2 separate regions of the Mus musculus genome follow, and region 1 is linked to region 2. The links are chromatin contacts, found by POLR2A ChIA-PET in ENCODE. All regions are on one chromosome and are shown on one strand. Each heading gives the region's core, a stretch centred on a gene start or an enhancer-like site at or near the end of the contact. The rest is flanking DNA. Distances are from core to core; before and after follow the strand shown.

Region 1 (4,143 bases), core at 352-2,851, 170 kb after region 2:
TATCCCATATATGTATACCCTTTATATTGCAGCTTTTCCTTATACCTCTATGAAAAAAGTCAGGTTTTGCCTAAACACTCCTTTTAGCTAAGTAGTAGCTATCAAGTTCTCCACTGTTATAAATGGTGACAGTCTCATAGATTACACACTATACAGCATTTATTTAAGGTAAAAAAATATAAATCAGTATAAATTCTGAAATACTCCTTTTAAATATTCTTTCCAGTACAATGATCACTATTCAATGATCCCAGTAAAGTGCCAGCCTCATCAAAAACTACGTGGGACAGTCATAATTACACTGTTTCAAATACCCTCAAACCCTAGACAACACGACCCTAATAGCTGCTACTCTTCTGTAAGTGAAGTAAGATTTTTTAGGTCACACAGTCCCATCACTCTAGCTGTGTGAACCAGGGGTAGCTATACTACTTAACTTGCAGTTAAAACTAGGAACAATAAGGGTGAAATATAATCACCTGCCACAAAAAGGATGTTTCCCCCAAAGAGTATAACGAGTAAGAGTAGTCTGCTTCCCCACTCTCTAGCCAAGTTCTCTGCCCAGTATTTGGCATTCAGGCAAGCTGGATTCAAACTCTAAAGCAACTCGTTCAATTACTTTGACCTCTTGCTGCCTGTTTCATCTCTAACCAGGGCACAAACCTGCTAGGAGTAAATGAAATATTGCCCACATAGAGGACAGCATGTGACAGATTGTAACATACAAACAAACAAAACAAACCCTCAAAAATGAACAAAACAACCTAGCAGCACTAGCCATCCATTCATCCGGCCACTTCCTCGGCTTTACTGGTTCTTTCTACAAACTAAATGCAGAAGAAGTCTCCATTTCCGCAAGACCTTTCTAATGCGGCTGCAAATGTGGCCGTGACAACCAGAGATAAAATGAGGTGAAATTAAACATTCAGTTCTTCAGCGGCTCGAGACACATTCCCAGTGTTCTAGCTACACGTGGCCAGTGACGGACCGAACTTTCCAAAGGTGCTGTAAAGTTCTGTCAGCCCCTGGCTGGCCCAGGGACCCACGGCCTGCCTGGGCCCACGGCTCTGGCAGGGGTCCGGCAGGGGAGTCTCGAGATCCTGGGAAGCCCACGGGAAAGCCGGGTGCAGCCTTACTGCGGAGGTCGCGGAAAGACATGGCGCTCTGGTCCCCAAGAGTCCACTGGGGCGCCGCTGCCCGTCTCTGTAGAGTTCGCAGGCCCAGCGCTCTCCGGTCTCTATAGCAACGCTCAGAGGCCTTGGACAGCGTGCGGACCAGGCCAAACAGGACAGGAAGCGAAGAGGGGTGGTGAGCGCAAGCGCAGGACACAGACCAACAGGTGGCGCCAAGCACCTTGCGAGCTGCGCAACGTCATAGTCTTTCAGAGAGCGCTTTTGGCTCTGGTCCCGTTGGAACTCTCATTACCTCACTGATATATGGAGCACATTATAACCTTTTGTGACCGAGTCTCCTTTGTATTTGTAAAAGCATAGCTAAACCCCGCAGTCGAAGCCTCATAAAGTATCCACAGAATGACAGGAACGAAGATACCCTACCCTGGGCAGAATTCGAGACCTGTACCCGGAAGGCTTTTGTGCACGCACAGCTAGTCAGTATTCCCGACAAGCCGGAAATTGGCGCCCAGACTCGCGCGCCAGAGGTTGCCCTGGAAACTGTGGAGCGAGGTAGTGCTGGTGTACCACGCCTAGGGTGTCAGGGTCAGCACAGGCTCTACAGAGAACTCTCCTTGGTGACTGCTACGAGTCGAGGACAACCGCGACAAAAGCAGGGCTGGAGAGAGGAGAGCTGTGCCAGGAAGGGTGGGCGATAAGGAAAATGGGTAGGTGCAAGAAGTAAAGGTGCCCTTGGCTAGAACACGGTGGTACTGACCAAGAGTAGATACTTAAGGACAAAAATATGTGGGGTAGGGCCATACATTCGTGGCTAGTCTAACATGGGGGACAATGCATTTGAACAGTCTTTGCAACAAATGGTTTTGAAACAATGAGCAATCCATAGCAAATTAATATCTATGTAAAAAACAATGGTTCATACACCTAGATGTAAAACCTAGAACTAAATTTTCTATAATGAAACAGAGTTGTGGTGGAGTTAAGATTCTAAAGAACCTGTAGTTTTATATTTCTACCAGCAGAATAATTGTTCCAGTTTGTCAGAATGCACAGGAAAAAAATTGGCATTATCTACATACTGCTTAACCTATGAGAAAATGGATAATTAGACAAGTGTCACCCAGAACCATCTTCTCAGCATGATTCAGATCTCTACAGGTTTGTTCTCCAAATCCTCGTTCTCCCTGCCACAAATGAGGAAGCCTAGCGAATGACTTTCCAGCATACCAAAGCCAATTTGTCTTATGTGGCTTGCTCTGAATCTAACATCAACAAATTTACCCTAGGTTTCTGGTCTCTTCCCTTGCCCGCCTCCCTCCTTGCCCCTGACATACCATACTCTCCCAAACTAGGAGGTCCAGGAAGACTAGTCTTTACTGTGACATCATAAGGACCAGTTGCTATGGGAGACCTGCAGATCCACCCCCTAGACAGGGGAGAGCAGGCCCTACTGCACAGAAGGCCTGGCCACTCCTCCCCCACCATACTGGCCCTCCATGGAAGCCTTGGTCTGTGCATTCTCTGAGCTTCGAATAAGAGAAGGTGCCTGGCTGCAGGGAGGAGCAGCAGCAGAGATGCCACACTGTCCCAACCTGGGCCCAAAGCTACTGGGGAGAGCCCAGGGATGTGCATGCTTGGGAAGGGAGTAACTCCTGATCTAGGCTATATGACTGGGCCAGGCATGCCCTCTTGTACCCACTGTGCTTATATACACTGGTGCCAGCATACTCTTTTTAGAGTAGAGAGCACAAAACGAGCTTGAAGTGCTCAACGGGATCTCAGTGCCAAAGTCCTGGGCTGCTTGGGCGCCTCTGTTAGGGGAGCAGCGGAGTAGTGGGAATAGACAGGAACTAAGACTGGATAGCCAGGGAGTAGAAGCTACGTATGAGTTGGTACTTGCATTTCCCCCAGATGCTGTTCCCACTGGCCATCACCCTCCTGCTCTCTCTCTCTCTCTTGCAGATGCAGTGAGCTGGGCCCCAGGACGCCCCAGCCACCCTGACACACCACCCAACATCTATGAGGGAGGATTGGGGGCCCAGCAGCAGCAGGGCCCCAGTGCTCAGGGAAGCAAGCCCAAGAACTTCCGACTGCGACACCTCCGGAGCCTGGCTCTCTACCTGCCAGGCCACATGCAGCCTGCTGGCCAATGTGGAAGCCACTGGCTAGGCCGGCTCATGGCTGGGGGCAGCCTGACACGGCCTGAAGGCTCACCCTGGCCCCTGGACCTGCCACAGGGGACCCTGGGTCCAGGTAACAGCCATTGCTCAGCCCTTCTGGAAGCCCACTTGCCCAGGGACAGCCTGGGAAATACAGGTAAGCTCTGTTAAGGCAGGACTAAAGACACGAAAGAAAGACTGAAGGGAACTCAAATGGGCCTTTTCATTTCCTAGCCTTCTGCCAAGAACTAGGAAAGGATGCAGTGGCCAGGACACACTAAAATAATGTCATGCTCCAGGGGCCAAGATCTTGTTTAATTTTTTTTTTAATCCGTGTGCCCCACTATTGATTCAGAACATCAATGTACACAATAAGTCCTTTGAAGTCTCAGGACCACAGCAAAAGCCTTTTGGGATGTGTAAGGCAGAGGAGACAATCTGGGATAGGAGTTCTAGGTTCCTATTCTCTCTATTTTGATGGACCTTGGACAACTTTGCCTCAGTTCCTTCATTTTATAAATGAAGGATTCATGACATTTCAGGTTTGACCCACTGACATCCCTTCCTCACCCTCACTAGTTCTTTCAAGGAAGTAGTGCCAAGGAGGCACTGCCTTGAAGGTTGTAAGGGCCGAGGACCCCAAGGTAATGTTTTAGATTGGGCCCCTCTGAGTGACTTTTCTTTCCTCTTTCCTCAGCTTCCAGTTCCAGCATGGACCCAGCCAAGGGTGTCCCCTCCCAGTCTGGTCCCCCCGAGGGCTTGGGACTCAGGCCCAAGAGGTCCTGGAGAGCCTTGGAGGAGACCATGTGTCCCTTGTGCAAGAGAACCCGCTCTGGGGCCTTGGAGAGGAC
Region 2 (4,211 bases), core at 1,338-3,837:
CATGAAATCTTTTAAAGAAAAAAAAAACCTACTGGGATAAAAGATTTATGAAATCTTTGACAATTCACTTTTCACTAAACAAAAATTCAGAGGGAGTCAAGTAAGCCTAGCTATCCACAGAATTGAGCCAAGCAGACTACACTTTGTCCACTCTACAAAATTCAAAAAATTATACATTACTAGAGGCTTGGAAACTGAAATGGCCTTTAGGTATTTCATCTTGTATTCTGTGGCTCTTGCCACAAGGAAACTTACATTTTCAGTATGTGTAGGTTTATCTATGGAATTAGGGAGAGAGGCTCCTTGAAGGATATGGAACGTTCCAAGTTACAGTGAGAATCTGGGCACACAGATCTGTGAAAGTCCACTGAATGCAACCAGTGGGGACAGGGGGGAGGGGGGAGGCGTGACTGACAGTTCCTGTCATCTCTTGTGGGTATTTTTCCCTCTTGCTGCCAAGATTCCTTTATTATCTCAAACATTGCCCAGAACTTCTCAGTCCTTGGCACAAGTGTGGGCCACTAACAAGATAACTTTTAACTTTCCACACTCACTCCTGGAGTGAACATTGAAGGAAGTATTACAAGTTTCAATCTGAGAAGTGGAACCAGGCAGATCAAGGGTCAGATGTTAAGAGGTATCTGAAGTGGACCACTGTTAGGCAACCACTACAGTTTGTGCTAGAGTGTAAATGGCCCTTGGAATTTTGTGGGATGTCATTTCCCTTGGTAATGCATGGGTTCCAAACTGGTTTCCTGGTGGGCCACAGGTGGGCCTAGATAGAGTTGGTTTCCCTGGAATGTAAGAAGTTTATACTGGGCAGAACCTACATCCCCATTCTTAACTAAAGCCCAGATTCCCCTTCCTTTACTAAATGTCACTTCTCCTTTCTTAATATTCTCAAGCCATATCTACAGAAGAGTTCTACAGATGAGTATGTCATTTCTGGTTTGTTTGTTTGTTTGTTTGTTTGTTTGTTTTTTCCGAGACAGGGTTTCTCTGTATAGCCTTGGCTGTCCTGGAACTCACTTTGTAGACCAGGCTGGCCTCGAACTCAGAAATCTGCCTGCCTCTGCCTCCCGAGTGCTGGGATTAAAGGTGTTGCACCACCACGCCCGGCTGAGTATGTCATTTCTGACTGAAGAGATGATTCCAGAATGGAGAATTAAAAGAATGAAACCTCGAGGATTAGTATCAAGAGAAGCTATTCTGTGTGATGACTGGGACTCAGGCAGATTAGAGGAGGTAATACAGAACCTGGGGGCAGAAGCTAGAACTGTGAGGATCTAAGGGTGACCATGGAAAAAGACACTAGGGAGCAGGGGTGGGGCTGGTTGTGGAGGATGTGGGCCCAGCAGGAGCAGAACTGGCTGGGGGTTAGGGGTAGGAATTGTGAGGTGTTCAGGTGCTCTCTCCACCTTATATTGAAACATGGCCTTTTACTGAACATGGGACATCAGAATCAGATTGGTTGGCTAGCAAAACCCAAGGATTCTCTTGTTTCTGTCTCCCCAGCACTGAGATCACAGGCACACAGTGCTCTGTCAATTTCTTGGGGTTATCAGGGCAACAGGCACTTTAAATACAGAGCCTGTATTAAAGTTTGGCCTCATATCTGCCCATTCTTATCTATTTTCCATCTATAAAGTCAATGTGGGAGCAATCCTTGTCAACCTAGAACAGTAACTAAACATTCCCTATACCAAAACTTCAAGTCTATTCTGGATCCAGGAATTAACTGCTCTTGCTACTAGTGTCTGCTAACAAGCTAGATAATCGCTCTAATGTTTTAGTAAAATCTGATCATAGGAAAATGTATCTGGTGTGTGTCAGAATCAAGCGAGAACCTGTCAGAAAGGTCCTCGCTGGGCCTTACTCTGAGGTTAGGACCGGGACAAGCGACCTGCTCTGGAGGCGGCTGGAGTTTGGATTAAACTTTAGAGGGCCGGGCGTGGTGGTGCAAGCCTTTAATCCCAGCACTTGGGAGGCAGAGGCAGGTGGATTTCTGAGTTCGAGGCCAGCCTGGTCTACAAAGTGAGTTCCAGGACAGCCAGGGCTATACAGAGAAACCCTGTCTCGAAAAACAAAAACAAAAAAACAAAAAAACAAAAAAAAAAAAAAAAAAAAAAACTTTAGAGACAAGGTTTGTGGCCTGGATCCCCAAACAAGCTTCCAGTAGGGAGAAAGTCACAATAAACGGGTAAGTCCAAAGGTGTTGGTTACTGAGCTCACGTTTTGGCGAATAACAGTCAAACCTAAAATTTGTCAAAGTGTAGGTTTTGGCATTGCTGTAAGAGTTTTTCAGTGGATCCACACTCCAGCTGGGTAGTGCCATCTCGAGAATGGGATGCTCCCGCCTAGGGACCGCCAGCACCGCGGGCCGGGGACACTATAACCCTCACACGCACAATGCAAGGGATCAGCGACCTTGTCACTGAGATCCAAGGTCAAAAAGTACAGTCTTCAGGGCCCCCGCGCTGCGGTTTGCTGCGTTCCCGTTCTCGCACAGGCAACGCCTTGGACAGCCCGTCGCGCGCCATGACGTCACTGAGCCGCCCCCGCGGAAGGCCCCCTCATCACTCTGTTAGGCTGTTAGCCACACTTGGGAAAGGAAGCATGGCGTGCGAGCTGCGAGCTGTGTTGCTGTGGGGCCGCGGGCTGCAGACTGTACTGCGGGCCCCCGCGCTGGCTGGAGTTCGGCGAGGTGAGCGCGGCACGAGAGCGCAGAGGCGGCGTCTGAGGCTGTGTGCACACTCTTAGACCGGCGGGAGGCCGCACTGCGCCGGAGCTGCTAAGTGGGGCGGGGAGTAGGACCTTGTGGTCGCTTTTGGGGAGCCGAGTCACGGGCAGCCACAGCCTGCTCTCGTCAGTCCCTGGTAGTCCTGATTGCAGACGCTCCCGCGCTTGGGTTGACAAGTTCGTTGCACGCGGCTGTTCACAAGCTCAGCTCTCGCAGAAGTCAAGCCCTGGGGTAACTACGGTGAGCAAAACCAACGGTTACCCAGGACTTCAGGGAGCCAGTGAACTCCGCGTGTTTGATCCCTGGAATTGAAAGAGAAAGGAAAGGAGAGAGAATAACCTTAATCTATACTTTCCCACCCCGCACTCATGTAACAGTGAAGATGTTAGCGTTACATACACTTAAATTATACGTATTTACAGCTATTTTTACATAAAAGGGCTCAAGTCAAGAATTAACTGCGAAAGAATATTAAAGCTTCTGGCATTCATTACATTTATGTTTCGCATAAACATAGCTTCCCAATGGCTTTCCGAAGTTTTGTCGCTCTCATCCTCCACTAAATGTTCTCTTGGCCACAAATATCGTTACAGTGTTTAACAGATTTGAGTGAGCGATTGCTTAAATCTTTAGGAACATGTTTTCGGTTTCAGAATTTGCCCTTTTATTTCTGTATTAGCTAATCTGCCAAACTTCACCTCAGTTTTTTATTGGGTGTGGGGAGGGTGACAGGGTTTCACCATATATGTTCCGCCTGGCCAGGGTGGTCACAAACTCACAGAGATTCATCTGCCTCTGCTCCCCAGAGTGGTAGGATTAAAGTGTGCCACAGTGCCTGGTGCTCAAAATACTTTTGTCTGTATATGTGTCCTCTAGTAGCAAAACTGATTTACCCATAGTATCTTTTCCAACATTTGAGTATGTCTCAAACCAAAACAACAAAAAAAGAGCCCCCAAAGGCAGTTTGTGCTTGGCTTGCATAGGCCCTGAATTGGTCCCCAGTGCCACGGAGAATACTAAAAAAAAAAAGAGCTCTGTGTAGAAGACATCTCTTGTGATTTCTATCTACAGAGAAGCTGGTTTTACTTAACAGTGGATCCGTATCTTCTCTGATTTCTTGTGTATCTTTGCATCATGTTCTGCAAACACCTTCTCAACCTTGGCTGGTTTGCTCAGTCTGTTCCCAAAGTTGACTCTGGAGTCTAGCTCAAGTTTTTTATTTGCAACATTGGTGCTCCTTTTCACCGACTTTGCCTGCTGCTGTGGTGGCACTAATTCTCCCTGGGTCTTAGGTGGAGAAAATACATACATAGTATCCATTTCCTATTGGAGAGATTGCCACTTCATTAAAGATTTCAGCCTGCTTCCTTGTGTTCCTTCTGGGAAGTATCAGCTATCAAGAACCCCGTGCTGTTGGTTGATTGGTCAATTGGTTGTTTGACTCATTGTTTCTCCAGAGCTTCCCTGATTT

Evidence for each region. ChIA-PET counts read pairs that join two places held with the same protein, here RNA polymerase II (POLR2A).
Region 1: POLR2A ChIA-PET joins it to region 2 with 10 read pairs in Patski. The contact joins the promoter of 1700037C18Rik here to the promoter of Trap1 in region 2. POLR2A ChIA-PET finds 5 or more read pairs at or near these places in 2 of 5 experiments (Patski and embryonic stem cell).

The regions. Positions count from the first base shown.
Region 1 is chr16:3,906,147-3,910,289 of GRCm38, reverse strand. 1700037C18Rik (RIKEN cDNA 1700037C18 gene) reads left to right here and starts at 1,601. Exons shown (of 3, transcript NM_028484.2): 1 at 1,601-1,840; 2 at 3,096-3,449; 3 at 3,990-4,143. The coding sequence starts at 1,837. It overlaps Cluap1 (clusterin associated protein 1), which reads right to left and starts at 1,281. Exons shown (of 12, transcript NM_029738.2): 1 at 1,137-1,281. The coding sequence starts at 1,158. Gm41410 (predicted gene, 41410) reads left to right here and starts at 1,637. Exons shown (of 4, transcript NR_153801.1): 1 at 1,637-1,685; 2 at 3,096-3,386.
Region 2 is chr16:4,076,186-4,080,396 of GRCm38, reverse strand. It overlaps Trap1 (TNF receptor-associated protein 1), which reads left to right and starts at 2,587. Exons shown (of 18, transcript NM_026508.2): 1 at 2,587-2,704. The coding sequence starts at 2,617.